Linked DNA regions of Homo sapiens: region 1 is linked to region 2. A link is a loop called in an ENCODE intact Hi-C map of the cell type or tissue named here. Cell type or tissue: HepG2. All regions are shown on one strand. Links, peaks and the distances in the headings refer to the core of each region. The heading gives the core; the rest is flanking DNA. Region 1 overlaps CFAP74 (cilia and flagella associated protein 74). Region 2 holds the start of LOC105378590 (a long non-coding RNA gene).

The links. A loop is a pair of places that touch in the nucleus more often than their neighbours do. Peaks named below come from ENCODE experiments on the same cell type or tissue, not always from the same donor. Only the 100,000 strongest peaks of a DNase experiment are listed, where the experiment ranks them.
Region 1: it touches region 2 in a loop (15-fold over the local background); 83 of 110 quality-filtered maps call a loop at or near these places.

The regions. Positions count from the first base shown.
Region 1 is chr1:1,928,418-1,941,420 of GRCh38, reverse strand. It overlaps CFAP74 (cilia and flagella associated protein 74), which reads left to right. Exons shown (of 39, transcript NM_001304360.2): 23 at 1,018-1,105; 24 at 1,654-1,827; 25 at 2,433-2,566; 26 at 11,085-11,361; 27 at 12,539-12,637. Among named protein-coding and RNA genes, the nearest start is that of TMEM52, 16 kb to the right of the region's middle. RefSeq lists a silencer at 1,532-1,768. In HepG2, for the core only: a CTCF peak has its summit at 5,532 (motif pointing left); a DNase peak (open chromatin) is centred at 5,521.
Region 2 is chr1:2,033,825-2,049,588 of GRCh38, reverse strand. LOC105378590 (a long non-coding RNA gene) reads left to right here and starts at 2,142. Exons shown (of 4, transcript XR_007065357.1): 1 at 2,142-2,395; 2 at 12,018-12,117; 3 at 12,446-13,154; 4 at 13,363-13,823. It overlaps PRKCZ-DT (PRKCZ divergent transcript), which reads left to right. Exons shown (of 3, transcript NR_135509.1): 3 at 121-388. It also overlaps a transcript of PRKCZ not described here. RefSeq lists enhancers at 1,536-2,289, 2,290-3,043, 5,779-6,408 and silencers at 4,520-4,599, 4,660-4,709. In HepG2, for the core only: CTCF peaks have their summits at 2,940 (motif pointing right) and 4,580 (motif pointing right); DNase peaks (open chromatin) are centred at 2,188, 2,918 and 4,578; H3K4me3 peaks cover 1,389 bases; H3K27me3 peaks cover 1,365 bases.

The DNA.
Region 1 (13,003 bases), core at 2,484-7,483, 110 kb after region 2:
CTGCGCTTGAACATTTGTTGTGCTTTGGAGACTGGACGTCCTGTGTCCGATCCCAGCCCCCCAGAGCTGCCCTCAGCATCCGGGCCGGGACCAAGGTCCAGACAAATGATGCTCAGTGGAGCTTGGTGGGGGAGGTGGGCGCAGCAGGCACGGGCCTGGTGGGACTAGGAGGGGAACAGGGCGGAGCTGAGCTTAAAATCGGCTGCTTCCTGGACTTGCCCCCGCCGGCCGCCTGTCACAGGGAGGCTGATGTTTTTCTTTCTTATTTTACTTCTCCTGATATTTCTTTCTTTCTTTCTTTCTTTTTTGAGACAGAGTCTCGCTCTGTCGCCCAGGCTGGAGTGCAGTGGCACTATCTCGGCTCACTGCAAGCTCTGCCTCCCGGGTTCACGCCATTCTCCTGCCTCAGCCTCCCGAGTAGCTGGGACTACAGGCGCCCGCCACCACGCCCGGCTAATTTTTTGTATTTTTTAGTAGAGATGGGGTTTCACCGTGTTAGGCAGGATGGTCTCCATCTCCTGACCTCGTGATCCGCGCGCCTCAGCCTCCCAAAGTGCTGGGATTACAGGCGTGAGCCACCGTGCCCGGCCCTTTTCCTGATAGTTCTTTAACAACGTTAACTTATGTAATCAGAGATCAAGCTCTGATTAAAGTGAAAATGCATTTTTAAAGGGCTTTTTAGGATTCCTTTACGATGCAAACTCCATATTAATTTGAAACATGGCTATTGAATTTATTCCTGTTTATTTAAACACAGCTTTTGAGCCACAGTCACTTGTGTTGCTCCCGGGAGTGACTGGCTACTTAGACACGCCAGAGCCCTCACGGGGCCACAGGGGCCACGTGCTCGTGGGTTCTGTGCGAGAGCAGGAGGGCGGCGCGATGCGTCTCCCAGCGCTGATGTTCCAGAGACGCCGTAGCTCTCACGGGATGTAGAAGCACCAGTGACAGTGGGTCTTATTGTCATTTCACAAAATGGAAAGAGGAAAGCACATTCGCCTTGTCTGCCTCTTTCAGACACTCCCTCCCGGAGGACGCAGGGAGGTATTTTGACAAGGAGACCCGAGTCCTGGAGGCCCCGATGACCATATGGGTTGCCGACCAGGTCTGTGTTGGGGCACTTCCCAGGGATGCTGGGCGCTCCTGGGTAGCAGGGGCTTTCCTGGGAGGCCAGGCCCAGCACCCGGGCGAGGGCCCCCAAAAGGGCTCATCCTCACTTGCCTTCCAGGAGGCGTCTAGCGGCCAGAGGGGCTTGCCTGCTGGGAGGGTGCTCATGGGCCAGAGAGAGGCCTCCGAGGCCCATCCAGGCCAGCAGGGCTGTGTCCCAGGCACCTGCACCTGCATGTGCACACATGAGGGGTGCCCCACACACTCAGCTGCACACGTCTATGCGCCCATGTGTGCCGCACACAGAGACACATGCACCCCACTCCACCTGCAGCAGGCTCTCAGCTGCCACCCACCCGCAGCTCCTCCCGCCATGTCAGGGAGCAGTCACAGGGAAGTGGGTTTTATGAAGAGACGGCCTCGTCGTGTCCTGGAAACAGTGGGCCATGGCCACAAGGCAGCAGCAGTGGTTGCGCCTCAGAGTTTGGGGAGCACTTGGTAAGTCTCCGAGTGGCTGCGAGGGCGCCTGTGCCCTTTATGTCTCAGAACAAGCCAGTGGGATTCACCGTGCATGCCATTGTCACCACCTCGGACCTGGAGCTCAGTCCCTCGGAGGTGGATTTTGGCTACTGCACCATCTATGAGGCCATCAGGACGGAAATCAGCCTCCACAACCACTCGCTCCTGCCCCAGGAGTTCGGGTTCGTCAGGCTTCCCAAGGTACCTCCTGCAGCCAGGCCTGGGGTAAGAGGGGTGAGGCTGGGAAGTCCTGGGGACAGGATGCAGCGGCCACTGCTCCAGGGTCCCCCACGCGTGGGCATGTGGCCCAACTTCCGCCTCTCAGCTGCACCCCTCCACACCTGGGCCTCCCCACCCTGCACACCAGCCCTGGGCGTGCAGCCCAACTTCTGCCTCGGTCCTGTGCACCTCCTGCGCTCCAGATCCCTCTCCCCGCTCTTTCTTCTGAAACTTTCCCCTGCTGGGGCCACACAAGGTAGCTGGGACGAGGCCCAAGCCTGGGCACCCCTCACCTTTCCCTGGGCTGCCCCGCCGCCAACACCGCCATCCTCCCTCTCTCTCCCCCCAGCACACACACACATATGCGTGCACACACATGCACATGCTCACAATTGCTCATGCACTCATACACATGTGCTCACACTCACACACTTGCTGACACACACTCGTTGACAGCGACACTCTCACCCTCACATTCGCTCACACACGATCACACTCATCTCTTACTCTCACACTCACGGCCCTGCCGCACGTGTGTCCACATGGTCTCCCCGTGACATGCCCTCAGAGCACTCTTCTATTTCCAGTTTGTGGACGTCCAACCCAACGATGGGTTTGGGACGATCCTGCCCCTGGAAACGCTGCAGTTCTGTGTGATCTTCCAGCCCACCAAGGCCGAGGAACACAGATTCCAACTGACCTGCAAGTCTGAGATCAACCGGTGAGCCTGCCAGGGAGAGGGGACGCAGGGGGCCTGGAGTGCCCGCTCAGGAGGGGCCCCCCTTCCCAGCTCCACCACATCCCCGCCCCTGACCCCATCTGCCTGGCTGACCACAGGGCTGGGCTGGGCAGCACTGCCGGCCAGCAGGAACCTCAAACCTGGGTGCAGAGAGGCCTGGGACCCAGGCAGCCTTGAGTTCTGGGCCCACTCAGACGTGTGTGTTTGTGTGTGTCGTGGGTGTGTATGTATATGAGCATGTGTGTGAGGACAGGCGAGTGTGCCTGTGTGTGTGTGTGAACGTGTGTGCGCAGACGTATCACTGTAGGAGCAGGTGTGAGTGCATATGGGGGTGTGTGAGTGCGTTTGTCAGTGTGAGCCTGTGTGTGTGTGAGCCTGTGGGAGTGTGTGTGTGAGCCTGCAGGAGTGTGAGTGCAGGTATGTGAGTGTATGGGGGTGAGTGCCTATGTGAGTACACGTAGGTGGGTGTGTGAGCTTGCATGTGAGTGAGCGTGTGTGTGTGAGTGCCTTGTGTGTGAGTGCATGTATGTGGGTGTGTAAGGTTGAGTGTGAGTGCATGTATGTGGGTGTGTAAGGTTGAGTGTGAGTGCTTGTATGTGTGAGCATGTGACTGTGAGTGCATGTATGTGTGAGCATGTGACTGAATGTGAGTGCTTGTATGTGGGTGTGTAAGGTTGAGTGTGAGTGCATGTATGTGTGAGCATGTGACTGAATGTGAGTGCATGTATGTGGGTGTGTAAGGTTGAGTGTGAGTGCGTGTGTGTTGGGTGTGTAAGGTTGAGTGTGAGTGCATGTATGTGTGAGCATGTGACTGAATGTGAGTGCTTGTATGTGTGAGTGCTTGAGTGTGCGACCATGCGTGAGTGCATGTGTGTACATGTGTATGAGTGCGTTTATGTGAGACTGTGTGTGTGCATGTGTGTATACACGCATGCTGTGCAGGGCACCCCTCTGGACACAGGTGGGTGGACCTGTGTCCAGAGGTGGACCTGGTGTTGTAAATCCCTGCGTGCTCTGAGGTCTTGTGCGACCAGCCAGTCTCTGCACCTCCCTGAGCCTGAGGGCGGGATAAGGAAGTGGTGGAGAGGGAGAGATGAAACTGGACCCCAGGCGGTGGCTGGTGGTCCTGCGTGGGTTCTTGTTGCTGCTGGGACCGTCAGTCTCCAGGGATGTGTTCTGGGGCAGAGGCCAAGACACTGGGGGGCAGTCACAGCCGGGTCTGTGGTCCGTTTTGGTCGCTTTTGTTTCCGATGTGAGCCGAGTTGAGGTTCATTTTTTTGCAGAGGCTTCCAATTATTCCAGCCTCGTTGTTGAGAAGATTCCATTCTGCCCTGAATTCCTCTGTGCCTTCATCAAACAATCGCCCACATTTGGGTCCTACTGACCTGGGCCACTGGGGCCTCCCTCCATCTCTGTGGTCCTTGAAATGTATTTATTGAAGACGCCAGGTGCGTTTGTCCTGTGGAATTGCCACAGGTGCGATGCTGTCCCGTGGTGTCAGTTCACATGTTCCTCTGTTCTGTGTTGTGGGTTCATGGGCAGCAGCACCTCTGGGCTAGTCAGACAGCCAGACCACTTCAAAAGCCACGCTGGCTCCTTCCCCAGGGCGCTAACGCCCCGTCGCCTCTCCCTCAGCCGCCTTTGGTGCCCAGTGCTTTGCACGTTCCATCCGTAATCACGGCCATGTTGCAGTTTCCAACCCTGTATCACTTTCTGAACTCTCTGAGGCACACGTGGAGTCCTTAGGCTGCTGCCTTTGATTCCTTCCTAACACGCTTCCCAGTTTGCTTCGCCGTTTACACAAATTCCACTCCTCATTCTCTCTCGTCTCATAACAATGTCACCTGTGATTCGACCATTTTCTACTGCTCATTTTCAAGTGCAATTATTTGTTTCTGAACTTTTACATTTTAATTTTTTTTTTTTTTTTGAGACAGGGTCTTGCTCTGTCACCCAGGCTTGAATGCAAGGGGTGCAATCACGGCTCACTGCAGCCTCCACCTCCCGGGTTCAAGCAATCCTCCCACCTCAGCCTCCTGAGTGTGGCTAGGACTACAGGAACACGCCACCATGCCTGGCTAACTTTTATATTTTTTGTAGAGATGGGGTCTCACTATGTTGCCCAAGCTGGTCTTGAATTCATAGCCTCAAGCGATCCTCCCGCTTCAGCCTCCCAACGTGCTGGGATGACAGGCGTGAGCCACTGTGCGCGGCTCTCCTCCTCACTCTCAGAAGGGAGCCCAGTTCAGAGAGCTTTTCTTTTTTCTTTTTTTTCTTTTTTTGTTATTTTTCTTGAGATGGACTCTCGCTCTCTCGCCAGGCTGGAGTGCAGTGGCATGATCTCGGCTCACTGCAACCTTCGCTTCCCGGGTTCAAGCAATTCTCCTGCCTCAGCCTCCCGAGTAGCTGGGACTATAGGTGTGCACCACCACGCCCAGCTAATTTTTGTATTTTTAGTAGAGACAGGGTTTCACCATGTTAGACAGGATGGTCTCGATCTCTTGACCTTGTGGTCCACCCGCCTCAGCCTCCCAAAGTGCTGGGATTACAGATGTGAGCCACCGCACCCGGCCGCAGATCAGAGAGCTTTTCTTTTCTTTTTTTCTTTTTTTTTTTTTTGAGACGGAGCATCGCTCTTGTTGCCCAGGCTGGAGTGCAATGGCGCAATCTCGGCTCACCACAACCTCTGCCTCCCAGGTTCAAGCGATTCTCCTGCCTCAGCCTCCTGAGTAGCTGGGATTACAGGCATACGCCACCACGCCCAGATAATTTTGTATTTTTAGTAGTGACAGGGTTTCTCCACGTTGGTCAGGCTGGTTTCAAACTCCTGACCTCAGGTGATCTGCCCGCCTCAGCCTCCCAAAGTGCTGGGATTACAGGCATGAGCCACTACACCTGACCTCTCAGAGAGCTTTTCTAACTCCATGGCTCCAGAGCCCCCTGCAGTTCGTGTGTGTGTGTGTGTGTGTAGTGCTGAAAAAAAAAAGGTCCCAACTTTCTTAGCTCTGCGTCCTCTGCTCTCTTCTTCCCTTCCATTTTCAGATAACCCACAAACTCAGCCAACATCATGTACCCTCCACCCAAAATACAGATCTTAGACTTTTATCCTACTTGCCTCTGATTTCTCTTTGTTGTTACAGAAACAAACATTCTCCCTCAAGTCGGAGCTGGCTTTGTTCTCCCTCCCTCCCCAGAGCCCGTCACTGTCAGGAATGCCAGGGGTCACACTTTCATTACATACCTGTGTACCTATAACCTAACACACACACGTACACACGTGTATACCTACAACCTAACAGGTACACACGTGTGTACCTACAACCTAACCCACGTGCACACATGTGTACCTACAACCTAGCGCGCACACACCTGTGTACCTACAACCTAACACCCACGTACACACGTGTGTACCTACAACCTAACACCCACACATACAGACGTGTGTACCTATAACCTAACACCCACATACACACGTGTGTACCTACAACCTAACACCCACGTACACACCTGTGTACCTACAACCTAACACCCACGTATACACCTGTGTACCTACAACCTAACACCCACATACACACGTGTGTACTTACAGCCTAACACCCACGTACACACGTGTGTACCTACAACACCCACGTACACGTGTGTACCCACAACCTAACACCCACGTACACACGTGTGTACCTACAACCTAACACCCACGTACACACGTGTGTACCTACAACCTAACACCCACGTACACACCTGTGTACCCACAACCTAACACCCACGTACACACGTGTGTACCCACAGCCTAACACCCACGTACACACGTGTGTACCCACAGCAACACACATACACACGTGTGTACCTACAACCTAACACCCACGTACACACGTGTACCTACAACCTAACACCCACGTACACACCTGTGTACCTACAACCTAACACCCACGTACACACGTGTGTACCTACAACCTAACACCCACGCACACACGTGTGTACCTACAACCTAACACCCACGTACACACGTACCTACAACGTAACACCCACATACACACGTGTGTACCTACAACCTAACACCCACGTACACACGTGTGTACCTACAACCTAACACCCACGTACACACGTGTGTACCTACAGCCTAACACCCACGTACACACCTGTGTACCTACAGCCTAACACCCACGTACACACGTGTGTACCTACAGCCTAACACCCACGTACACACGTGTGTACCTACAACCTAACACACACACATACACACGTGTACCTATAACCTAACACCCACGTACACACGTGTGTACCTACAACCTAACACCCACGTATACACCTGTGTACCTACAACCTAACACCCACGTATACACCTGTGTACCTACAACCTAACACACATACACACCTGTGTACCTACAACCTAATACACACATGTGTACCTACAACACACATGTACACACGTGTGTACCTACAACCTAACACACACGTACACATGTGTGTACCTACAACCTAACACCCACGTATACACCTGTGTACCTACAACCTAACACCCACGTGTACACCTGTGTACCTACAACCTAACACCCACGTATACACCTGTGTACCTACAGCCTAACACACGTACACACGTGTGTACCTATACCCTAACACTCACACATACACACACTTCTACACTTGCACAGATGTAGGGTGACCACCATGCTGCTGTACCCAGTACTGAGGGGCTTCTCAGGCCGCAGGACTTTGAGTGCTGAAACTTGGAGAGCCCCATGCAGACCGGGACCTCATGCCGGTGGCCTCAGACCCCTGCTGCTGGTCTGGATTTTGCTTGTCTCCCCTCAGCCTGGGTATTTTTGTGACTGATCCTCATGGGCACCACCAAAGGCTCCATGTTGGACCCATCAGGTTTGAGGCCTGCGGGCTGTCAGAGCAGCACCTCGTGGGAAGCTTCTAGTTCTAAACGCAGATATTAGAAAAGAGGGTGTGAAAATCAACCATCTAAGCTTCCTTTTCAAGAATTAGGAAAAGAACACAGTAAATTAAACCCAAAGAGAGTAGAAGAAAGACATAAAAAAGGTAAAAGTGGAAGTCAACGAAATAGAAATGCAATATTCAACAGAGAAAAACAACAAACTAAAAGTCTTTCTTGTACAATTTAATAAAATTCATTACCCCCAGCAAGACCAATGAGGATAAAAAGAGAAAACACAAACCATCAATATCAGGAGCGAAAGGGAACATCACCACAGACCCTAACAAATATCAAAGCGATAAGAAGAGAACATGATGAACATCTTTACACCAGGGAACCTGACAATTTTGAGGAAATGGACAAATTCCTCAAAATACACAATGGACACAGGAAAAATATAGAAATACCTGAATAGTTGGGCCGGGTGCGGTGGCTCACGCCTGTAATCCCAGCACTTTGGGAGGCCGAGGCGGGCGGATCACCTGAGGTCAGGAGTTTGAGACCAGCCTGGCCAACATGGTGAAACCCTGTCTCTACTAAAAATGCAAAAATTAGCCAGGTAAGGTGCTGCACACCTGTAATCCCAGCTACTCTCCTGAAGCAGGAGAGTCGCTTGAACCCAGGAGGCAGAGCTTGCAGTGAGCCGAGATTGCACCACTGCACTAAGCCTGGGCGACAGAGCGAGACTCCATTTCAAAAAAAAAAAAAAAAAGGTCAGGCACGGTGGCTCCCGCATGTAATCCCAGCACTTTGGGAGGCCGAGGTGCGCAGATCACGAGGTCAGGAGATCAAGACCATCCTGCCTAACACGTTGAAACCCCGTCTCTACTAAAAATACAAAAAAATTAGCCGGGCATGGTGGCGGGCGCCTATAGTCCCAGCTACTCGGGAGGCTGAGGCAGGAGAATGGCGTGAACCCTGGAGATGGAGCTTGCAGTGAGCCGAGATCGCACCACTGCACTCCAGCCTGGGTGACAGAGCAAGACCCCATCTCAAAAAAAAAAAAGGTCGGGCACAGTGTCTCACACCTGTAATCCCAACACTTGAGGAGGCCGAGGCGGGCAGATCACGAGGTCAGGAGATCGAGACCATCCTGGCTAACACAGTGAAACACCATCGCTACTAAAAATACAAAAAATTAGCCAGGTGTGGTGGTGGGTGCCTGTAGTCCCAGCTACTTGGGAGACTGAGGCAGGAGAATCATTGAACCCGGGAGGCGGAGGTTGCAGTGAGCCGAGATCATGCCACTGCTCTCCAGCCTGGGCAACAGAGCGAGATTCTGTCTCAAAAAAAAAAAGAAAAAAAGAAAGAAAAAAATTGACTACTAATAATAATCAATAATATCTCCACTCAAAAATAATTTTAGTGAGTGCTGGGCGCCACGGCTGTAATCCCAGCACTTTGGGAAGCTGAAACAGGAGGATCACTTGAGTCCAGGAATTTGAGACCAGCCTGGGCAACACCCCATCACTACATTTTTCTTTTCTTTTTTTTTTTTTTTGAGACAGAGTCTCGCTCTATCACCCAGGCTGGAGTGCGGTGGCGCGATCTCGGCTCACTGCAAGCTCCGCCTCCTGGGTTCACGCCATTCTCCTGCCTCAGCCTCCCAAATAGCTGGGACTACAGGTGCCCACCACCACGCCTGGCTAATTTTTGTGTATTTTTAGTAGAGACGGGGTTTCACCATGTTAGCCAGGATGGTCTCGATCTCCTGACCTCGTGATCTGCCCGCCTCAGCCTCCCAAAGTGCTGGGATTACAGGCGTGAGCCACCGCGCCCGGCCTACATTTTTCTAAGTTTTTTGTTTTTTGTTTTTTGTTTTTTTTTTTTTGAGGCGAGAGTCTCACTCTGTCACCCAGACTGGAGTGCAGTGGGGCGATCTCAGCTCACCGCAACCTCTACCTCCTAGGTTCAAGCAATTCTCCTGCCTCAGCCTCCCGAGTAGCTGGGATTACAGGCACCGGCCACCACGCCCAGCTAACTTTTGCATTTTTTTCAGTAGAGATTGGGTTTCACCGTGTTGGCCAGGCTGGTCTTGAACTCCTGACCTCAGGTAATCCACCCGCCTCGGTCTCCCAAAGTGCTGGGATTATAGGCGTGAGTCACCGCGCCCAGCCAATTTTTTTAAGAATTTTTTTTTTTTTTTTTTTTTTTGAGACAGAGACAGAGTCTTTGCTCTGTCACCCAGGCTGGAGTGCAGTGGCACAATCTCGGCTCGCTGCAAGCTCCGCCTCCTGGGTTCACGCCATTCTTCTGCCTCAGCCTCCCAAATAGCTGGGACTACAGGCGCCCGCCAGCACACCCAGCTAATTTTTTTGTATTTTTAGTAGCGACGGGGTTTCGCCGTGTTAGCCAGGATGGTCTCGATCTCCTGACCTTGTGATCCGCCCGCCTCGGACTCCTAAAGTGTTGGGATTACAGGCGTGAGCCACTGTGCCCGAACTTTTTTTTTTTTTTTTTTTTTTATTGAGATGGGGTCTTGCTCTGTCACCCAGGCTAGAGTGCAGTGGTGCGATCTCAGCTCACTGCAAGCTCCGTCTCCAGGATTCACGCCATTCTCCTGCCTCAGCCTCCAAAGTAGCTGGGACTACAGGTGCCCACCACCATGCCTGGCTAATTTTTTTGTATTTTTAGTAGAGACGGGGTTTCACCGTGTTAGCCGGGATGGTCTCGATCTCCTGACCTCGTGATCCGCCCTCCTCGGCCTCCCAAAGTGCTGGGATTACAGGTGTGAGCCACCATGCCAGCCTTTTTAAAGAATTTTTTAAAGCATTTAGAGCCTGTGGTCACAGGACATAAAAATACGCATTTGAATATTACAACATATGAATGAACACTTTCTGTTACCGACAAATGTGATAGGAGTATTGTCCTTTACAGCATAAAATATATACAATTAGGACAAAAATCAATGGGGAAAATACAGTGGAAATAGGCATTTGAGGAAAATATGAAATGTGAAGTTTCCAATGGTTAAAATAACCAGGTCCCGGCCTCTTTTTAATAGATGGTGGCAGGAATCAACTTGCTCATAATAGGCCTCGTAGACACCTGTGCTTCCATTTAGAGAAAAAGATCCGTTTTTAAAACGTCAATAAATATTTAACAAAATAAGCTAGAAATTTCCTTTGCAACTTCCTTTGCAACTATCTAAACTTGTGATTAAATTTTTAGCTACCCAGGACACAGTGGCACTCATCTGTAGTCCCAGCTACTCGGGAGGCTGAGGCAGGAGGACCTCTTGAACCAGGAGTTCGAGGCTACAGTGAGCTGTCGTAGTGCCACTGCACTCCAGCCTAGGGCAACAGAGCGAGACTCCATCTCTATTTATAAATGAATAAATACGGTTTAAAATTTTTAGCCACCCACCTCAAATGTGCACAAGGATACGCTGTATTTTCGAAACTTGTCAGCGGCGCAGTGACCCCCTGGGCAGCAGGAACGTGCATGTCCCTGTGAGCCCCCCCCGGGGCTTGTCCTCCACCCAGTGGCCCCCGCGCCTGCCGCAGAGGGACACGGACGCCCTGCACGGCTGAGGGCCTCCCATGCTGCTGCTTGCAGGTGCTTCAAGCTGTCTTGCCGGGCTGTAGGCGTCCACCCACCCCTGGAGCTGTCCCACTACCAGATCAAGTTTGCCGCCACGGCCCTATACGACACCTCCGTGGCTACAGTGTACGTCATCAACTCTCACCTGAGCATGAGCTCACCGACCCACTCCAAGCCCCGCATTGGCTCAGAGGACGCCTCTCCCATGGGGCCCACGTCTTTCGAGTTCCTGCTGCCCCCAGACTCGCCTATCACCATCTCGCCCTCAGTGGGGACCGTGTGGCCAGGAAAGGTGGGTGTGGGCCCCACATGCAGGCTGGGAAGCAGGAGCTCCACGCCACCTGCATTTACCCCTGGGGTGTCTGGCTCTGCCCACCCTTAACCACAGGGTTTCAACCCGGAGAACAGGGGCGGGAGTGAACCTGACCCTCAGACCCGAGCAGGGCCGAGGAAGGATCCATGGCCAATGTGCATGGGGGCCCAAGGCCACCCCCATCGGGGGGGGTCACAGTGCCCTTGGTCCAGCCTGACCCCGAGAGGCAGGAGCTCCCCAGGCTGCTGGCCTGGCCGGAACCCATCCAGGGCTCCCAGGTTGAGACTGGGGAAGGCTGTGTAGTCCCTTGCACCTGTGGACCTCGCAGGCCGACTGGGAGGACAAGGTGTCGGCCACTCCCACCCAGCACTCTACCTTTCCTGCAGAGCAGAAAGCTCTGGGCCTGGCAGGGCCTTCGGGTGACCCTGAGGGCTGCCGAAGGCCTAAGTGAGGAAGGGCATGTAAGGGACAGTTGGCTCACATGGGATTTCAATGAATGCAGTGATTCAAAATGGATTTCATTCAACTTAGCGAAAGCCACTCGGTGATGGTTCTCACCCCCACACACATTACTGCAGATGCAGCTCTCCTCTCCCTCCCCTACCCTCTCCCCTCGCTCCCTCCCTACCCTCACTCCCTCCCTCCCCTACCCTCCCCCCACCCTCTCCCCCTCCCGCACCATGTCACCCCCAACCCCATACTGCACACTGCCTGTGGGCTCTGTCATGGAGGGACCCTTCTGTGGGAAGCCATTTCCAAGATGGAGGCTCCTTGGAAAGGCTGGTGTGTGCAGGGACCAGGTTAGGGTGTGGGACTCGCCCGTCAAACTCAAGGCAAGGGCAGGCTCAGCTGTCACTGCTGCCCCGAGGACAGGGGACCCAGTCCCGGCCTGTCCAGGACTCTATTCTCAGCACCTCCAATCACAGGACTGCCCCCTGCATGGCCAGAGGGTTTGGTGCTCCCGCCTGCAGCCCGCCCAGCCTCCTGGGGGACAGAGGTCAGGGAGGGGCTTCCTGAAGGGGCACGCAGCCTGAAATCTCAAGGGGGAGGTGACCTTGAGGGGAGTCCACGGGCAGAGGACGGTAGAGTGCCCGCAGGGGCTCCGGGGAGGTGGAGGGAAGTGGCAACCCCTGTGCCCACGCTGGTCTCTCCTCAGAGGTGCCTGGTCCAGGTGGCCTTCCGGCCAGTGCTGCCCGAGAAGCTGATCCGCCAGGAAGCCCTCCCACTCCTGAACAAAGAAATGGAGACCAAATCTGTGCGTGGGGCCCGGGAAGGAGGGGCGTAGGTCGGGGAAGGGCCTGTTGCAGGAACAAACTCCACCGCCTTCGAGTCCTGGGGGGCTCCGGCCACGTGCCGGGAGCACAGGGTAGACCTTTCCCAAGCAATGCACGTGTCGAGCTGTATCTGAGGTTAAAAAGCTTGCTCACCAAGACCCTCCCTTCTCTCTGGAAGGCACTGCCAGGCGGGAGCAGGGAAGGGTGGGCTCTGGAGGTGGGGGCAGTAGGGGCTGTGACCCAGGGGTGCAGCGGATGCAATGAAGGGCCCCTCCAACAACCTGGAGGCCCCGGGAGGCGCACCTGAAACACGGAGTGTCCTGCAGAATCTGCCCCACAAGTGCCGG
Region 2 (15,764 bases), core at 834-5,833:
CAGACCCAGTTCCTGGCCTCGGCCCCTCTCCCCTGAGAGTGGACCTGCTCAGGCCACGCCCTCACACCCCTCACCCAGACACAGCCACCAGGACTTCAGCCACGTGCTTTCATCCCGCAGGTCGTGCCTGGCGCCTCCTTGATGCCAGGCCCTGGGGAGACCTGTGGCCACAGAACCCATGTTCTCCCTGGAGATGGACAGGAGGCCCCTCTCCTACGCAGAAGCTGTCGTTTTTTCTTCTTAAACACCGTTTGCCCCTCCCTCCACCCACCGAGCCATCTCTGCCCCTCTCTACAGCAAAGCTTCCGCCAAGCCGGCCCTGCTCCCTGTCTACCTCTCCTGCCACCACCCACTCACACGTTTTAAATACAAGCCGTCGGTTCTCAGACGTTTTCTCTTTTTTTCTTTCTTTTTCTTTTTTTTGAGATGGAGTTTCGCTCTTGCTGCCCAGGCTGAGTGCAATGGCATGATGTCGGCTCACTGCAACTTCTGCCTCCTGGGTTCAAACCATTCTCCTGCCTCAGTCTCCCAAGTAGCTGGGATTACAGGTGTCCACCACCATGCCCAGCTGATTTTTGTATTTTTAGTAGAGACGGGGTTTTTCCATATTGGCCAGGCTGGTCTCGAACTCCTGACCTCAGGTGATCCACCTGCCTTGGCTTCCCAAAGTGCTGGGATTACAGGCGTGAGCCACTGTGCCCGGCCTCAGACATTTTCTTAACTTGGCCTTTGGTATCAGACCCCTCCTGGGAAGGCTCACACATCCCTGGCCCCGGGTTCCAGCTCCCTAAATCTCCCATCCCTCGCCCTCCTGGTCTGCAGCTTTTAAAACTGTGGAGCCCCAGCCTCAGCCTTTGGCCCGCTTTGCATCCCCAGCTCAGATGGGCCCCCTGAGCTCCCAACCAACACTCACCCAGCCCCAGGCATCCTCCTAATGAGCCTCTCAGCTGACGTCTTCCCCCACTCCATCTTTCTGGGTCATCGAAGTCCCCCCAGTGGTTCCCATCACTCCTGGAGGGAAGGCCAGCTCCTCTGCCCCGGCCTCGAGGCCTCTTTGCTGCCCCGGCCTCCGTCTTTGCACGGCCACTCCCTCTTTGCACAGCCACTCCCTCTTCCAGGAGCACCTGCCTGCAGAGATCTGCTGGACTGGCACCCACACTTCCTTGAAGTCTCTAGCATACCTAATGCCCATTTCAGCAATCTACTCCTCACCCCCATCTCCATGGGGCAACCCCCTCTATCCCTCGCACAGGCACAAAGCCCCATGCCCATCAGCTGGGCATGAAGGGGGGCAGAGAGTAGAGGGTGAGGGGGCAGCCTGGCAGGGTACAGTGATGAGTGGGAACCTGCACCTGCAGCAGCCCTGGATTCAGGCACCCGTCGGCCCAGCTCCCCCACTCCAGGCCCCATGGCCAGGGCTGTGGCCTTGTCTGGAGTCTGGCCTGGCAACATGGCCTGGGCGCTTCCTGATGGGCAGGAAAGAGCAGGGTTTCACCTTAGTGGGGCGGTGCCTGGAAGGGGCCACTGGGCACCCACAGGACTTCCTGGCTGGCGTTCTGATCCAAGGAGGCAGCAAGGCCCGGTCCTTGATACCACTGCCCACAGCAGGCAGGACGGACCCTCGGTTGTGTCCTTCCCTGTCACTGGACATCTCTCCCTGGGCCTGCCCCACCCAAGGCCCCGGAGGACCCTTTCTAACCAAGGACGCCCCTGCTGGGTCAGGCCCTCGGCACTGGCCTCCCTGGGGAGATCTGTGCTGCCAGGCGGGAGCCTCCGTCCTGGAAGCCAGTCCCAGGGCCGTGGCAGTGCCCCAGTCCCAGCGAGGGAAGGTGGGGGGCGGGGCTCTATTCTCTCTGGGGTTGGGAGGGAGAGGGCAACGTCAGTGGATGGTCAACCCCAGTGTCAGACTTTGTTCAGCCCTGATGCCGCCGGTGGAGGGGGGGTCGGGACAGACACAGGTTCCGAAAGGCTCTAGCAGAGGACTGCGGGCACAGGGGCTGCCCAAAACGTCCCCAAAACCTCCCCCAGTACCTGCTCTGGCCTCCCCTCCAGGAGGCAGAGGTCTCCGCTAATGAGATCTGCAAAACAAAGGCCTGGGAGGCCCTGGACCCGCCTCTGGGCAGGCAGGGCAGGTCACAGGGAGGTTCCTAGGTCCTCTGCCCTGAGCCTGTGCCCCTGAGAGGGCCCTGAGGGCAGAGGGCGCTTCCTGAGACACGGATAGGCTCACTGGCTGGCGGTGGTGTCACTGTGTCGCCCGGCGACAGATACAGGGTGTTTGCTCTGGAATCTGCCAACGACTCCCATCCAGATCCCGGCTGAGGGCTGGGCCCTGTTAGGCCGGGTCCCCACAGCTTCTCCAGGCACCTGGCACACGGGGAATGAGTGAGTGACTCGGGTAAGGACCCCTCAAGAGTGCTGGAGCCAGGCAGCCTCCTAAGACCCCTAGTGGGTGGGGACAGAGTCATGTCCCATCGAGCCCAGCACACCGAGAAGGCACAGCCCTGGAAGCTTCCAAGGACTCACCCTGGGTCCTCCGGGGCGGGTGGGGTGTGGAGGTGACCCTTGGAGTGGGCAGGGCAGGCTCCGAGAGAGGCCTCTGGGTGGCTAAAGGCCAGGCTTTTCCACCTCAGCAGTTTCTGTAGCTCCCAAATTTTTCATAAAGTTCTCATATACTTTCATAATCATAAACACCTATTATTTTTTAAATGAAAAAAACAAGTTATGAAAGTCACACTGACTTTTTATAAAACTCAAGCAACACAGAACGGTATAGGGCAAGGTGAAGCCTTTTCCCAAAACCCCAGCTAAGCAGCAAGAACCCCGGCCGTGAAGCGGACAGCCTTCCCTCTCCCAGTGCAGGCAGCCTTCCCTCTCCCGGTGCCTGGGACCGCAGGTGGAGGTGCTAGGTGACCGCTGGGGCTTGGGGTAGGGTGCTGACCGGCAGAGGGCAGTGTGGCTGCAGGGTCTGGCTGAGGGTGGCCTCCCAGCAGGGCTGGGGCACCTGGGAGCCGCAGCTCCTGACCCCGCCAAGGTGGCTCTGTGTGGCTGCCGGGCCTACCCTGTGATTTTCCTTAGGAAGAGTCCTTTGATGATACTGTCGAGTGATGTTGAGACCTTTTAGAAGAGAGGCAGTTTACACTCAGTGTGATTCATCGGACGTCTGGGAGGGGTTGGCTGTGGCCCGTGGGGTCCCCATCACCACACCCCCAGGAGGAGGCCTCCCTCATCAGCCTCTTAAACTGCATTTGTGCTGGCTTAGTGCTTGGGACTGCCCAGAAAGGTGCCCGACAGGAGCAGGCATCTCACAGAGCCCAAGGGGCCCGGGTGGGTCTTCCTGCCAGATGTGAGGCTGCCCTGTGGGGTCCTGCGAGGACCACCGTCACAGGAAGGGCCAGGCGTTTGCTCACAGGCTCTGGGCACAGCAGCCGTGGGAGGGACTGGCCAGATGTTTCCTTTCTGTGTCAGGGATCATGGGATTTGGAAAAACTGGCTCAAGAGACAATGTCAGCTGCATGGGTTCATTTGATGGACGTTGGTTGAGGGCCTACTGGACGGAGGGCCAGGAGTTGAGCCAGGAATACAGCAGTGAGCTGGCCAGGCGGGGTCTCCTGGTGGGACGCTGCTGGAGACGGGCCACTGTCAGAGAACCACAGGAGTGCAGAATGGCTGAGACGGGCTGACCAGGTCCCCGGGGGAGAGGCTGGCCCCGGGACTGATGATGTGTGCAGTGGGGCAGCTCTGTGGCCCCAGGGAGCAAGGGCTCTGTGAGTGAAGGGTGCAGGGAGTGTGAAGAGGCCAGGCTGCCCCAGCGAGGAGGGTCAGGGGAGCCTCAGACAGGGTGTGGGGTGTGAGTGCCTGTGTGCTTATCTGAGTCTATATGTGTTTGTGTCTGTGTGTATTGTGTGAATGCATACATGTGTCTGTGTATGTGTGTCCACGTGTGTGTATAGATATGTCTGTGCTTGTGTGTCTGTGTTGACGTATGTGTGTCTATGCATGCATAGATGTCTGTGCGTGTGTCTTTTTTTCCTGCTTTTTTTTTTTTTTTAGGCAGGGTGTCACTGTGTCACCCAGGCTGGAGTGCAGTGGTGCCATATCTCGGCTCGCTGCAGCCTGGACCTCCTGGGCTCAGGTGATCCTCCCACCTCAGCCTCTTGAGTAGCTGGGACCACGGGCCCGTACCACCGCGCCCAGCTAATTTTTGTATTTTTTTGTAGACATGGACTACGTTTCCCAGGCTGACCTTAAAACTCCTGGGCTCAAGCCATCCTGGTGCCTCAGCCTCCCAAAGTGCAGAGATTACAGGCATGAGCCACCGGCCCAGCCTGCGTGCCTTTCTGTGCCCACGTGTCTGTGTGTGCCCGCCTCTGTGTGCATGTGCCGGCGCACGTGTGTCTGTCGCTAACTGCCTCCACGCGCCCGTGTGCCCCTCACTCCACAGCCGCCCTCCAGCGCCCGAGCTTCTGGGTACCATTCCTCCGGCGGCGTTTCAGGCCTGGCACTTCCCTGCTGGCTGTCCTGGCCTCGGGGAGCTGCGCGGGTCCCGGGCTGCTGGCGGCCGCGCGCAATGCGGAGCTTGCCCAGGAGGGGGCGCAGGAGGGACGCGCGGGGAGACGGGGCTCGGGCTGGCGGCGCGTGGGGGCCCGGGGAGCTCGTCCCGCACGTGGGTCCCTCGGCGACCGCGCAGCGCCGGCCCTGCCCGCTCTGGCTCCGGGGCCTCCGGGCCTCCCGCCCCACCCCGGGGCGCTTCCTGCTTGGCGCGGCTGCCCCCTTTTCAGCCCCGCCTCGGAGTCCATCCTTCCGGGCCGCCCTCAGCCCCGGGGGCCGCGTGTCCTTCCCCTTGCAGCCCCCCTCGTCGCAGCTCAGCAATCCTGTTTTTAAGTCGTCCCCGCTTAAAATCTGCGGATTGGGCCGGGCGCGGTGGCTCACGCCTGCATTCCCAGCACTTGGGAAGACCGAGGCGGGCGCATCGCTTGAGGCCTGGAGTTGGAGACAAGCCTGGGCAACATGGTGAAACCCCGTCTCTACAACAAGTTTAAGAATTAGCTGGGTGCGGTGGTGTGTGCTTGTGGTCCCAGCTGCTCAGGAGGCTGAGGTGAGAGGATCACCTGAGCCCAGGAGGTGGAGGCTGCAGTGAGCTGAGATGTGGCACCACTGCACTCTAGCCTGGGCGACAGAGTGAAGCCCAGCCTCTAAAAAAATAATAATAATAACTTAAAAATTAAATATTCAGATGGGACCTCACGAATGCAGTCTCTGCATATATGTGTGTAGTTCTCCACAGGTACCCATGTGTGGGGGGCCGTGTGTATGTGTGTGTGTGTGTGTGTGTATAGCTTTCTGTGTGTATCTGTGTGTGTGTCTGTAGTTCTGTGTGTACCTGTGTGTGTTTGTAGTTCTGTGTGTACCTGTGTGTGTGTGTAGCTCTGTGTACCTGTGTGTGTGTGGAGCTCTCTGTGTGTACCTGTGTGTGTGTCTGTAGTTCTGTGTGTACCAGTGTGTGGAGCTCTCTGTGTGTACCTGTGTGTAACTCTCTATGTGTACCTGTGTGTCTGTAGCTCTGTGTGTACCTGTGTGTGTGTGGAGCTCTCTGAGTGTGTGTGTGTGCGCGCGCACATACTGTCAGAGGGGCTGGGCACTGCCACTCCCAGCAGAGCCAACACAGTGAGGAGGAGGTGGGGTTGCTGTGTCCAGGGTCTGGAGAGGCCAGGGGAGGAAAGAGGAGGCTGGCCTGGAAGATAGAGCAGCTGGGAGGGCACCCAGGGGAGGCAGGGAAGGGCTGGACACTGCCAGGCTGAGCTCTGCACACAGCTTCCCTGGCTGAGTCTCACCAGAAGGCACAGCCTCCCTTCAGGCCCCCACCCCGCTCAATGGTGCCTTCCCCTGGAGGACCGTCTGTGTCCGACATCGCCTCTGGGACCCTCAGCCCATCCCTAGGACGTGAGAATCATGACCCTATTCTGTGGATGAGACACCAGGGCCGGGGTCGCTCCATGCCTGGTCCAGGGACACACACCAGCAGGGGGCAGGGCCTGGGCAGGGCAGGGATGGGGCGGGACCCCAGGGTCCAGACCACTGGGGAACACGCCGCGCGTCCCCTTCTCTGGACTGGACACGCCCTCAGAGTGGAGAACCTCTCCCGAGACCTGTGCGGGGACACAGCGCCAGGGCCCAAGACCAACCGGTCAGCACCGCGGACACGCCCTGCCACTCCTGCACTGCAGACGGGCCCTGCCACTCCTGCGCTGCGGGGTCCAACAGTTGCTGCTGGGTGGTGGGCCCCCACCTCCACCGCCCTCGGCTCCCTGGGGTTATTTCAGACGCGGCGCGAGGCTGGTGCGTCTGAGGAGGCAGCACCAGAACCACGGTCACCATGGCAATGCTGGGAACTGTTCATGGGACTGCTCCACACGCTATTTTAGCCTCGTGAAAACAGACAAAATCTCGGTTCACTCAAACCATCACGGGGAGATGCTGAAGCAGGGGCCAGGAAAGGCCTCTGAACCCTCCCCTGAGCTCCTCCCCGTCCTGCCACTCCCGTCCACACCAGGCTGGAGGACCTGTCAGCCAAGGTCCCTGTGAGCCCCGCCCTCCCCAGTTGTCTTTGCCTTTTATTCAAAGACTGAGTGCCAGGGCCCCTGGAGCCCTGAGGCCTGGTGTTTATGAACCGCTCAAAGGCCAGACTGCCCTGGGAAGACACAGCCAAGGGCTCGTCCTTTGGATCTCCCGGCCTGGCAAGGATGTGAGAGAAGGGGACTCGGATGCCACCCACCGTGGGAGCTGCGTCTGGGACCATCTTCTTTTTTTTTTTTTTTTTTTTTTTGAGATGGAGTCTCGCTCTGTCGCCCAGGCTGGAGTGCAGTGGGGCGATCTCGGCTCACTGCAAGCTCCGCCTCCCGGGTTCATGCCATTCTCCTGTCTCAGCCTCCCGAGTAGCTGGGACTACAGGCGCCCGCCACCACACCCAGCTAATTTTTTGTATTTTTAGTAGAGACGGGGTTTCACCATGTTAGCCAGGATGGTCTCGATCTCCTGATCTTGTGATCTGCCCGCGTCAGCCTCCCAAAGTGCTGGGATTACAGGCGTGAGCCACCGTGCCCGGCCCTGGGACCGTCTTCTAGAAAGCAGGCTGACAGAAGGCACTCAGAGCCTCAAAGATGTCCACGTCATCTGGTCTCACAGCTTCACTTCTGGGATCTATCTCAAGGAAAGACGTGGAAATGCAAGCACCACTGTGAACCAGAAGCCTTCCTCCACATCAGCTGCCAGGGCCAAGGTGGGGGGCTGTGGCCAGCAGCAGAATGGGGTCCACTGTGAACTCTGCTTGGCTGGTGGCTCTGTGGCCTTTGAGATTGAGAGTCTCACATACACACACACACAAACACACACACACACGCAGATGGCACACATCCACACACATGCAGATGGCACACATGCACACATGCAGACACAGCATACACGCACACACCCACACACAGGCACACTTATGCACACGCCCACACACATGCACACACAGCATGCATGCACACACATGCACACACACAGCACACACATGCACAGACAGCATGCATGCACACGTGCAGGCACACACTGTAGTGCTCCCCAGGCAAAAGCAGCTCTGCTAGGACAGAAGGAGCCATGCCCCCTCCCAGGTGGCACTGGCCCCAACAAGCCAGCAGCTGGATGGACAGGGCCCTGCCCAGCAGGGAGGCTCCAGACCCAAGTCCTTGCAGCTGCACCGTGTACCAGCGTCTCTGTCTTTGGAAAGTGTCCCAGCCCCTTGTGCAGGGAGCAGACCCCGGGGACCTTGTCACCAGGTCAGGAGTGCCCTGCAGGGGCAATGGGGTGGGGCTCTCCTGGTGCAGAGGCTTCTGCTGACCAGGGCGTGGACTGGCCTGGGGGGCGCTAGGGGAAGCTCCCTAATGCAGGGCTGAGGATGTAGGGGGGTATCTGAGCCAGCTAGACTGGAACCCTTCCCACTCTGTGGTCAGGAGCTCGTCCCCTCACTTTGCTGGGCCTCGGGCTCCTCCTGTGTGAGGTGGGAACTGTACCACAAGTGGGTGGGGGCGATTCACGGGCTCGAGCTGTCAGACCCAACGCCCGGCTTGTTGCAACACTGTCTCAGCGTGGCAGAGCTGTGTTTGCTCGTGGCCGAGCTGTGTCCTTGTGGATCTTCTGACCTGAGCATCGCTTGGATACCCAGGGTGTATCTGCTACCACTGGGTCCCAGGCCCACTTGGGGCTGTGAGCCGGCTCCAGCCAGCCCAGTCTCTGCTTCACGGCTGGGAAAGTGGGGAACCCCAAGGCCAGAACAAGTCCCACGGGATCCAGTTCAGGCCCCCAGCAGGGCAGTCCTCAGCCCTTCCCAGGGACGCTTGGGGTGGGGAGCATGGTTAGAGGCCATGGAACTGGGAGGGGAAGAGAGTGTCGCCGTTTACCTCTCCTCCATCTCTTATCCCTTCTCGAGCCCCCATGTACCAGGCAGCAGGAAAAGCAATAGCTCAAGTCATCTGAACCCAACATTCGAATGAGTGCTTAAGTTCTCCTCAGTCTTCGGCAGTCGCTAATCTGTCTTATGTCCCCCACGAGATGACAGCTGGGTGTGGAGGGAAAGGGGCTCCTGTGAAGTCAAAGACGAGGCTTGCGGGGCTCCTCAGATCCCAAAGTGCCCCAGACCCTCGCTGTGCCTGGCTATAGAGTGGCTGCCCTGAGGCTTGCTAGGTGAGGTTGGGCAGCTGGGATGTGGGCATTCTGTTTGCACCCACAGCTGACATTGTCGTGGAGGAACTGTCTAGAGCTGTGAAGGACCTGAGCTTGGACAAATTAGCTGGCCCCAGTCTCACAGATGCTGTCAGAAGACACAAGACTCCTGGGTCAGAGACAAAAGATTTTTGTTTTGTTTTGTTCTATTTTGAGACAGAGTCTTGCTCTGTCGCCCAGGCTGGAGTGCAGTGGTGTGATCTCGGCTCACTGCAAGCTCTGCCTCCCGGGTTCACACCATTCTCCCACCTAAACCTCCCGAGTAGCTGGGACTACAGGCGGCCGCCACCATGCCCGGCTAATTTTTTATTTTTAGTAGAGACAGAGTTTCACTGTGTTAGCCAGGATGGTCTCGATCTCCTAACCTCATGATCCGCCCACCTCAGCCTCCCAAAGAGCTAGGATTACAGGCGTGAGCCACCACACCTGGCCTCCATTTCAGAGTTTTAAGCAATTCTCCAGCCTCAGCCTCCTGAGTAGCTGGGATTACAGGCGCATGCCACTATACCTGCCTAATTTTTGTATTTTTAGTAGAGACAGGGTTTCGCCATGTTGGCCAGGCTGGTCTCAAACTCCTGACCTCAGGTGATCCACCTGCCTCGGCCTCCCAAAGTGCGGGGATTACAGGCATGAGCCAGTGTGCCCGGCCAGAAACAAAAGATTTGATCTGGTGACAGCAAGTGCCCGACCAGGCCCCTTGCCCCCAACTTGCCATTCAGCTCCTTGGCCTCGGTGGAGCCCCCAGCTTCTCTCCTAGGGTGTCTCCCTCAGCCTCAGTGGATGCAAGCCAGCCACTCTAGAAGCTCAAGATGGCAGACCAGACAACCCACCCCGTGTGGCCACAGTGGCCAGTGAAGTTACTGAGTGTCGGGAGCCAGCAGGAGTCCTCTTCCTCCACCCTGCGCCTGCCTCCTCCTTCCAACTCTCCCGGGCCTGGAGAGGTGGGTTTTCCCCATTTCTTAGGTCAAATCCTTCTCTGCAGGGCAGAAAGCCTGATTCACAGCACGCTGAGGAGCAGGCCGATGACCGAATCTCCTCTGATCGCCCTGGGGGTGTAGTAACTGGGAGCTGAGAGAGGTTAGGAAGTGGGGTTTCACTGCAACCTCCACCTCCTGGGTTCAAGTGATTCTCGTGCCTCAGCCTCTGGAGTAGCTGGGATTACAGGTGCCTGCCACCATACCTAGCTAATTTTTGTATTTTCAGTAGATACAGTGTTTCATTATGTTGGCCAGGCTGGTCTCAAACTCCTGACCTCAGGTGATCCCCCCGCCTCAGCTTCCAAAGTGTTGGGATTACAGACTTGAGCCACCGCGCCCAGCCAGTGAGGGAATTTTTAACACAATAGTCCAGATTGCAAGGCTATTGTCTTGCTACAAATCCTATTTCCAGTGTCTAAACCTAAATAGTAACGAGTGTTCTTTTTGCATTTCTTCTCTGACAAGGCTAATCTCCGCCCAAGCCAGGCAGACGGCTGCCTTGGACTAACTAATAAAAGCAAATGACTGAGCCGTAGGACTGCCAGGCACTGGCCTAGCTGCGTCTGGCTAATGATACCTGTTGAGGTTCAAAATAACCCAGTAAGGGGAGGATCGTCCCCGTCCCCATTTAAGGGATGAAGATGTTGGGGCTCAGGGGGGTAAATGCCTTGCCCAGGGTTACATATCCGGTCGGCATAGCTGGCTCACTTCAGAGCCCGCACTCCTAGTCACTGACACCAGAGAAGCCCCGTACTCAGCAAGGCAAGAGAGAAAAGCGCATTCATTTCCCCCAAAATGGTTAGGTTTATTTTGTGGGAAATCCCCGGCTCTTGGCCGTAGATGTTTTTGGTGGCCTGGGCCATATGCCCTCTGCTTGCCTGTAGTTTCAGAGCAGCCGGGATGGGCCGTTGCCAGGCAAGTCTCATCCGAAAGGTCCTCCTGTCTCTGCGGCTGTTCTGCCTTGGGACTTTCTCTGACTCCACAGCAAACTGCTCAGCCCAAGTGCAGGGCAGCCTGAAAGGTGGGGAGTTCTCCCCAGGGACACACCTCAGGCAACGGGGCTGGGAATTGGCTCCTCCACGCCCCAGCATCCTGTGCTTAGAAGGACAACTCTGAGGTGCATTCCTGTGGCTCCTCAGAAGGTCCCAGGGACTTGGGGACAGTAGAGCTGACCCCCAATGCAGCTTCTGCAATAACACAGGCGTTTCCTCCTCCCTGTCTCACCCCACCTCTAACTCCTACCTCCTGGGATCACCTCCCTAAATAACTACATGCACTGAAGTCTCATATCAGGCTCTCCTTTGGGGATCACCCAAGCTAAGACGGTTGGTCCTGGAGGTGGCCAATTCCAGGGTGGGGTTGTGGCATTGAGTCTCTCACCAGGACAGTGACAACGAGGTGGAAGGTGGGGAGCTGAAAGCCAGCCTGCAGAGCCCTCACCAGGGCTGCGTCTGGAAGCAACTATGGCTTCGGGGAATGCTGCAGAAGCCAGAAAGTTCTCTACGGTGGCATTGAAAGAAACCCTCTTCTCCTATAGCGAGAAAGCAGACGGTGCTGAAAATCAGGCCCAATAGCTGAGCAGAAGAGCGACAGATCCCAGAGAAGACCTCTGTGCAGCCATGGAGGTCGGCTATGCCAAGCACAGGGCCCTGGCAGGGAAGGCATCAGAACTGAGGCCTGGTTTGGGGTCATTGTGGGTGAATTCACCTGTGAATACTGTGCTCCCAAATTCCACCTCACTTGTTAGAGGACAGCAGAGGAGGCTTCTGTCTGGAGTCCCTGAAAATATCTCATCTGGGGCACTTATCTTGCAAGATGATGGTTGTATCAGTTTCCTGGGGCTGCCATGACAAATGGCCACAAACTGGGTGACTTCAGGCAACAGAAATGTATCATCTCATGGCTCTGGAGGCCCGAAGTCCAAAACCAAGGTGTGGGCAGTGCTGGTGTTTCTGCGGCTGTGTGGGAAGGTCTGTCTCAGGCCTCTACCCTGGTGCTGGCAATCCTTGGCTTGTAGGCATGTCACCTCGATCTCTGTCTGTCCCCACCCAGCCCTCTTCCCCCTGCCTCTGTGTTCTCCTCCTCTAGAGGGACACAGTGTTCGGATTTAGGGCTCACCCTAATCTAATAGGACTCCATCTAACTTACGTCTTCAAAGGCCCTATTTCCAAGTAAGGTCCCACTCACAGGTGCCAGGGGCTAGGACTTCAGTGTCTCCTGGGGGACATTACTCGTGACACTTGTCCCCTTCAGGGTCTGCCCTGCCTTCTCTCCCTGCAGCCAGGATGAAAGCTGGAGCCTCTGCACGGTCCAAGCAGGGAGGCGATGGCTCGCGTCACAGTCCAAGCAGCCAGGCGACGGTCCTGGCTGACGGGCTCTGGTGAGAATGGGCGGTCGCGGCTGGGATGGTGTGGAGGATGCTAGATCAGGGGGGACATGGAAGCACCCATTTATGATGGTGGATTTCACGTCCCAGCAAGGCAGAGCTAGTCTTGATTCACTTGGAGGAGTGTGAGGAAGGGGTCTGCCGTGGGCTGAATGTCTCTGTTGCCCCAAAATTCCTAAGTTGAAATCCTGCCCCCAGGGGTGATGGTATTAGGAGGTGGGGCCTCTGGGAGGTGATGAGGTGAGGGGGGTGGAGCCTCCTGGTGGGATTAGTGCCCCTGTAAGAGGCCTGAGAAGGCTTTGTCCGCTTTCTGCCACATAAGGACACAACGAGAAGTTGGCGTCTACACCCGGAAGAGGGCCCTCATCAGGCCCCAACACGCCGGCACCCTCATCTCAGACCTGTGGCCTCCAAAACAGTGAGAAATCAACCCTGCTGTTGATCAGCCACGCGTCTATGGCAGCCAAACAGACTCAGGCAGGGTCTGGGGCCTGGGGGTGGGTTTAATGTTTATTTATTGATTTATTTATTTTTAATTTTTTTTTGAGACAGGTCTCATTCTATTGCCCAGGCTGAGTGCAGTGGTGCAGTCACAGCTCACTACAGCCTTGAATTCCTGGGCTCAAGCAATCCTCCCACCTCAGCCTCCCAAGTAGCTGGGACCACAGGTGCACACCACCACACCTGGCTATTTTTCTTTTGCAGAGATGGGGTTTCCTTATGTCTCCTGGGCTGGTGTTGAAGTCCTGAGCTCAAGAAATCCTCCCATCTCAACCTCCCAAAGTGCTGGGCAGTGCCCAGCTGAGCGGGTGGGTCCACTGGATGAGACCACAGGGACTACCACCTGCCTCGGTCCCAGGAGGGCCCGGAGGACACAGCCATAGTGGAGCGGCCAGCATGGTGCTAGCACAAAGCAGAGCTGCTGAGAAGCTCCTGGAGAGCTGAGCTGCGTGGACGATGTTAGCAGGAGGAAGTGCTGCCCCGGGTCCTGCCATGGGAGCCGTGTGGCTGCGCCAACCGCTGGAGGCAAGGTGGGTGTCGGTGCAGCAATGGGGGCAGCCGGGGTGCCTGACCCTCACGATCTGTGGCTCATAGGCCACCATGTCCCTGGAGTGGGCGATGAACAACCAACTGAGGTAGGCACTGGACTTGAATAACCAGAAATAAACAAGCACCGGGAGGAGAAGGCTGGGACCTGCAGGCACAGTGGGAAACTGTGACTCCTGCTCTCATTTCCAGAACTCAACCATGACCATTGGTTGGAGGAGAGCCTTGGTCTCCTCGGAGAAGGGCCCTGCAGCACCACACACAGGTGTGATGGACCCCACACAGGTGGGATGAACCCCACACAGGCGTGATGGACCGCGCAGGCATGATGGACTGCGTGCAGGTGTGATGGACCACACAGGTGTGATGGACCGCGTGCAGGTGTGATGAAGACTCCCCCAGAGCCACTGTGGCTGCATCTTCAGAGTAGCTCTGTCCTGGAGAAAGGACGCCCGCAACAGGAAGGGCTTTGGGATCTCGGGTCTGATGCCACCCAGGGACCCAACATGTCATGGCAGCCCCCAGTCAGCATGGGGGCCTGGGGATGCCAAGTGACCGATGGGGTCCCCCCAGTCAGCGTGGGGGCCTGGGGATGCCAAGTGACCGATGGGGTCCCCCCAGTCAGCGTGGGGGCCTGGGGATGCCAAGTGACCGATGGGGTCCCGGCCTGTGGCCATCCAGTGGGTTTATGGACCCAACCTATGGTGACGCCCTGGTCTGCAGGTCCATGGCAGGTTGCAGGCCCTGAGCAGCTGCCAGGATCCTCTGTTTCCCTGACCTGTGGAGTGAGGACCACCATGGTGGAGAAGGCAAAGCCAGAGCCTCTGAAACCACCCTCAACCCCGGCAAGGACAGAGGCTTGGAAGTCAGGCTCCCTCTGGAGCCCCCCAGCTGGTGGGCTGTGGGCACAGGCGGGGGTCACCACACCTGGTTAGCACAAGAGAGCACTTGTAGGGCCAGGGAGGAGAATGCCTGGAGCTCAGAGGATTCACCCCTGTGGCTTCCATGCCGGGGGCACAGAGTGGGCGATGACACTGACATCCACCTGACAAGCCGGTGACCGAGGCTCACTCCTCGGATGGGGTCTGGGTCGCCGCATCAGATGTAACCTCTGCCAGCAGGACTGCGGGCCAGGGTGGAGGAGGAGGAGGGCCTCCTGCCGTGGAGATGCCTGCAGACTGGCTCGTCACCAGCCCCCTACGACTTCCATGGCTGTCTCTCTTGCTTTGGCTGCCACCACCTTGAAGAATCAGCCGCAGACAAGCTTAACATGGCATCCGCCGGAACAGATGCAAGCAGTGCCAGGGCTCCCAGCTGCTCTGGGGCCTGGGCTGCGCCCTTCGGGCTACATCTGGTTTAAGCAGCAGCTGTGGGGGCGGATAAAACTCACTCATGGCCGGGTGCGGTGGCTCACGCCTGTAATCCCAGCACTTTGGGAGGCCGAGGCGGGCAGATCATGAGGTCAGGAGATTGACACCTTCTTGGCCACCATAGTGAAACCCCGTCTCTACTAAAATACAAAAATTAGCCATGCATGGTGGCCCGTGACTGTAATCCCAGCTACTTGGGAGGCTGAGGCAGGGGAATCACTTGAACCCGGGAGGTGGAGGTTGCAGTGACCTGAGATCGCACCACTGCACTCCAGCCTGGCAACAGAGCAAGGCTCCGTCTCAAAAAACAAACAAACAAATAAACAAAAACTCGCTCATGGCCGAGCACGGTGGCTCATGCCTATAATCCTAGCACTTTTGGAGACCAAGGCGGGCAGATCATGAGGTCAAGAGATCAAGACCATCCTGGCCAATGTGGTGAAACCCCGTCTCTACTAAAAATATAAAAATTAGCTGGGTGTGGTGGCACGTGCCTGTAGTCCCAGCTACTTGGGAGGCTGAGGCAGGAGAATCACTTGAACCCAGGAGGCAGAGGTTGCAGTGAGCTGAGATCACGCCACTGCACTCCAGCCTGGGCAACAGAGCAAGACTCCATCTCAAAAAAAAACAAAAAACAAAAAACAAAAAAAAACTCACTCACGGTCAGTGCCGCCTCTAGTGCCCTCCATAGCGCTACAGGGCGCTTGCCCAGCTTGCTTGCAGGACTGACCTGGGGGATGTGAGCTGGGTGGGGGTTGGTGGATAAATGCGCAGCCCCTCATTCTTCAAAAGGACAATTCAGGCTGGGCAGGGTGGCTCACGTCTGTAACCCCAGTGCTTTCGGAGGCTGAGGCAGGAGGATCGTTTGAGCCCCAGGAGTTCGAGACCAGCCTGGGCAACATATTGAGACCCTATCTATACTAAAAATTTTGTTTTAAATTAAAAAAGAAATTTAAAAGGACAATATGGAGGCACATTCCCCTTGGCTCTGGGCAGAGGGTCGCCAGTGGGGTTGGGACCTGGCCGTCCCAGATTGTAAAGCCCATTCCTGTTTTTCCTCCTTCCTCATCCCTCCCTGCTCCCTGCTCTAGCTCCTGCCTCTGTGGATCACCCTCTCTATGGAGCCAAATGGCTCCCAAAGTCACTCGGGACCTCAGAATGTTGACCTTGTTTCAAATTAGGGTCTTTGAAGATGCAGTTAAGACAAGGCCGCACTGAAGTAGG